Regions from separate parts of the Mus musculus genome. Here region 2 is linked to region 1. A link is a loop called in an ENCODE intact Hi-C map of the cell type or tissue named here. Cell type or tissue: left cerebral cortex. All regions are shown on one strand.

What was found. Hi-C counts contacts between places; a loop is a spot of excess contacts. Peaks named below come from ENCODE experiments on the same cell type or tissue, not always from the same donor. Only the 100,000 strongest peaks of a DNase experiment are listed, where the experiment ranks them.
Region 2: it touches region 1 in a loop (3-fold over the local background); 11 of 42 quality-filtered maps call a loop at or near these places.

Annotation. Positions count from the first base shown.
Region 1 is chr2:125,763,976-125,766,475 of GRCm38, forward strand. All of the region lies in intron 7 of Secisbp2l (SECIS binding protein 2-like), which reads right to left. Among named protein-coding and RNA genes, the nearest start is that of Secisbp2l, 18 kb to the right of the region's middle. In left cerebral cortex, a CTCF peak has its summit at 1,246; a DNase peak (open chromatin) is centred at 1,252.
Region 2 is chr2:125,824,551-125,827,050 of GRCm38, forward strand. No RefSeq gene overlaps it. Among named protein-coding and RNA genes, the nearest start is that of Cops2, 33 kb to the right of the region's middle. In left cerebral cortex, a CTCF peak has its summit at 972 (motif pointing right); a DNase peak (open chromatin) is centred at 1,901; H3K27ac peaks cover 173 bases.

The sequences.
Region 1 (2,500 bases):
AATAAAGAGAGGTCACTATTTCCTGCAGGGTTTACCTTCTAAAAGCCTTTAAAGCCTAGAAAACAATTAGAAATTGCGAAAGGGCCACAGTCTGGTTTGGCTTAAAAAGGAGTTGGTATTTGGGGAAAAAATCAAATATATACTTAACAAAAATCTCAGGGACAAGGAAACACCAGTAATAGATAGACGATACACTCTTGCAATCTGCCTCTATTGCTTTAAGAATGAAGGAGGAAAACACAAACAACAGATCTGCCAGGTAGAGTGGCACATGGCGCCAGCACCTGGGAGACTAAGGCAGGAAGGTCAGAGGTTCAGAGCAGCTCTGGTTGCAGAGCAAGTGCCAGCCTAGCCTCAGCTCTAGAGCAAGACCCTCCTCCAAACAAACAACATATACTTGGTGCTTGGCTTCTTTTTTCCACCAATTATCAGGCAGAGATAAAGCACTTAAAATATTTTTCACCACTGAGCAGTGGTGGCGCATGCCTTTAATTCCAGCATTTGGGAGGCAGAGGCAGGCGGATTTCTGATTTCGAGGCCAGCCTGGTCTATAAAGTGAGTTCCAGGACAGCAGGGCTACACAGAAAAACCCTGTCTCGGAAAAAAGAAAACAAAAAACAAAAAACAAAAAAAAAAACAAAAAACAAAAAACAAAAAAAAAAAGAAAAGGAAAAAAAATGGTTTTCACCTCAGGGTTACAAAATGAACAAACAACAAAACTAGGGCCAGGATGCCGACCAGGAACTTGGCAAGGCAAGTAGTTTCAATTCCAACAGAAAAAGTCGGTAAACACTTTGCGCATTTTGTTTAATCTTTATCATCAAATAAAGCTAAAGCCAAATTGCCTCATAAGCCTGAAACAAAAATGGCCTGACTGTGTAGGAATCACAGGGAAGGAAGGACCATTCCTCCTGTTTCCGTGAGGCCTAAGGGGTCTGTCAAGGGACTGTCTGAAGTGTTAGTCTCAGGGAGGCCAAGATCAGCAGGAGCAGTAAACAGACCCATTTATCCTGCTCTGATTTTTGGTCCATTCATACATAGTTATTTGACAGCCCTAATTCCTTAACTAGATATAAAGAATCCAGGAAGTCTATCTAAAATGAAAAAGAGAAATAATGACTAATAAACAACTCCCTGATTTGACAGCCAAACAACACACGAAAATACAGTCTCTGTAAATGCATAGCTGTGCACAGTCCACGCTGCATAACTGACAGGCAACTGCCCAGTCTGGCCACACTGTGGCACCAAGTAACCATCAATGTGACAATGGCACTAGTGTGCAAGAGCGTTAATAAGCCACATCAAAATATGCATGGTTGAAGAGATGGTTCAACAGGCAAAGGTGTTTGCTAGCCAGCCTGGTGACCAGAGACTGACCCTTACCCTACAAGCTGTCCAGACCTTACAGCCACTGTGCATTTAGAACCTAAAGACCAGACTGCAGTCCTTAAGCTCAGCCCCTCACTCTATTTTGGTTTGTTTGTTTGTTTGTTTGTTTGTTTTTTGAAACAGGGTTTCTCTGTGTAGCCCTGAATTGACAGCCCTAATTCCTTAACTAGACTTTGCTTTGTATACCAGGGTGCCCTCAAAGTAACAGAGCTCTGCTGCCTCTGCCTCCCGAGTGCTGGAATTAAAGGCATACACCACCATTGCCTAGCTCAAACAGCCATTCTTAAGAAAAGAGTGTCTAGGTTTTGATATGGAAGGAAACAGACACTGCAAGTGACAGGTAGGTGGGCTTTCCTTTTCTAAAGGTCATGACATACTCACCCAGACACAGAGTAGAAACACGGTACCATTTACATCCACATTCTCACCACCTCCACTCAACACACGACCAGTCATTATGCCCTACTTGCTAAGGCATTTAAAGTTAGATATGGGAGCTCCCTGTGTATGTGTGTGATATACATGCAGGTGTTCATGTGTGCGCATGTGCATGAGTGCACACCTTCATGTTCTCAGATGAAGCCTCAGGTGCCCTTTCTTAGAAAACAACCACGTTTGTTTCTTTAAGACAGGCTCTTCCATGGCCTGGGGCCTGCCAACTATGCAATCATGTGTGTGTCCCTTCCACTGTATCTTGCCACACTATTTTTTTGAGACACCACCTCTCTCAATTGAGCCTAGAGCTCACCAATTCAGCTAACGTGGTTGCCTCCCCAGTTCTGCGGCTACTGATGCACACCGTGTAGTAGTGCATGAGAGTATTCTAAGTTCTGCGGCTACTGATGCACACCGTGTAGTAGTGCATGAGAGTATTTTAAGTTCTGCGGCTACTGATACACACCGTGTAGTAGTGCATGAGAGTATTCTAAGCTCTGCGGCTACTGATGCACACCGTGTAGTAGTGCATGAGAGTATTTTAAGTTCTGTGGCTACTGATGCACACCGTGTAGTAGTGCATGAGAGTATTTTAAGTTCTGTGGCTACTGATGCACACCGTGTAGTAGTGCATGAGAGTATTCTAAGCTCTGCGGCTACTGATGCACACCGT
Region 2 (2,500 bases), 61 kb after region 1:
TGCTTCAGAGAAACTTTGCAAGTTGAAGAGAAGTTAATGTCTAGAATATAAAAGGACTTCCTTCAAACCAGGAAAGAAGAAAACAGGATTGTGAAGAACACTATGTGCACCCCAGAGTGAGGACTGTCCCTGCCTAGGTGCACACACATAGGCAGTTCCTCTCACCTTCCTTGTTTGGGGAGAGCAGAGGTTTGGAAATAGCATGCAAGTAGTTGCTGATAGAAAAGCAGTAATTTTAGGACAAGTCATATATTGCTATACTGTCAATGTGAGATTATTAAAAATAACCAGGAATGTTATGGTGTTAATATTTTATATTTAAACTAACTGGGTAGAAAACTGCAGAATTCATGACTTGTTCATAACACCGTATGTATGTATGTATGTATGTGTATGGCTATCTTTTATCTATCTATTGTGCTAGTGGGGCAATTAGCACTTACTATAAATGATATAATTTTGGTTGTTTTTAGAGATGGTCTCTCTCACTAGCCCAGGGTGATCTTGAACTTACTGTATCACAGACTGGCCTGAGTGACCCTCCTGCCTCAGCTTCATGAATGTTACGTCTGTAGTCATGAGTCACTATGCCTGATGTAAACTTGTATTCATGTAAGTTACATACTTATATGATATAGAGAGAAGCAAAACCAAACCAACCACTGGCTTTAAAATATTTTATTGAAGCTAAATCTGATGCACACCTGTAATCCCAGCACTCTGGAGGACAGGAGTATTACAAGTTTGAGGTCAGCCTGGGCTTCATAGAGAGCCTGTTTTAAAGCAAAGTTTCCAAGAGGTATTGAGCAGAGGCTCTCTGTCATTTATCTGAACAACACTGGCCTGTTGCTAACAATACTCACACCCTTAAAACCCCATTAAGGTTGATTTTGAGTGTTCTTTTTTAAAAAAATATGTATTTATAATATTTATATGAGTACACTGTAGCTGTTTTCAGACACACCAGAAGAGGGCATCAGATTCTATTACAGATGGTTGTGAGCCACCATGTGGTTGCTGGGAATTTAACTCAGGACCTCAGGAAGAGCAGTCAGTGCTCTTAACCACTGAGCCATCTCTCCAGCCCCCCAACAATTTATTTATTTATTTATTTTCGGTTTTTCGAGACAGGGTTTCTCTGTATAACCCTGGCTGTCCTGGAGCTCACTTTGTAGACCAGGCTGGCCTCGAACTCAGAAATCCACCTGCCTCTGCCTCCTGAGTGCTGGGATTAAAGGCGTGCAACCACCAAGCCTGGCTTGAGTGTTCTTAATTACACACACACTAGAGCCAAAATGGGCTTTTCATTTTCACTTTTTAATGGGAAATTATGGAAAGTGTCTACTACTAGTCACAGTGAGAAACCTAACGTAAATCCTGCTTCCATTACCCAGGATGTCAATTCGGTGAATCCTGCTGACCATGTCTTGATTCTATGTAATTCAGATTTTAGCTCATGTAATGTATCTCTACTGGTCTCTAGGTCTTGCTCCATGAATGATTTTCCATAATGACTAGAATCCTTTTACATTTCTAAATGCTTCCTATCACATTTGGGGAAAAAACTCTGAAAACAAAACTTTATTAAGTAATAAAACACATATAATCTGGCCTGTTCTGCTCAACTTAGATGAACTTACCTTCTGCCTGAGCCAGTATTACCAATACCTGCATAGCCAGTCTCTTCATTAATCACACGTGAAATCAACTTTCATTTGTTTGGTAATTCCTTTTCTCAGAAATTATTAGCCTTTCTTCATAGAGCTATGCTCTCTGGGCAAAAGGATAATTGGTTCCATTGGCACCCTGCAGCCTAGGGCAGTTCCTGGCACGTGGTAGCACTCAGTGAATGCCCACTAGAACAATGCAGGGTGGAGAGAAAGCACATTTCCTTCTCTGTTGCAGAACACTGCCGGCTTCCTTTTGTAACTTTGGGGGTGAAGGCTTTGTAGTAAGAAAGGGAACGGCAACATTTTTGAGGGTCAGCCCTTTGGAAGCCAACAAAGCAGAGTAGCCTATCTGCATCTGCTTACAAAATACCTGTTTTCAGAACCTCAGCCGCAACACAACTCTTCAAAGAGGTTTCCAGAAAAAAATTACAAACTTCCATCCATTATTCTAAAAAGAAGAGTTAGAAGCCTAAAACTATTATACTACAAAACCAGCTCAAACCAAACACACACTCAAAACACAGGTGTACATATTACATATTGTCTTAATTAGGGTTTCTATTGCTGTGATACACACCGTGAGTCAAAGTGATTTCAGGTGGAAAGCGTTTATTTTATACTTCCAGCTAACAGTTTAATGCAGAGGGAAGTCAAGGAAAGAACTCAAACCAGCTAGAGACCTGGAGGCAGGAGCTGAGGGTCAGGCCATGGGAAGGTGCTTACTGGTTTGTTCCTCATGGTTTACTGAGCCTGCTTTTAGATAGCACCCAGGACCACCAAGCCTGGGATGGCACTGCCAATCAAGACAATACTGCCTGCAAGCCAGTCTT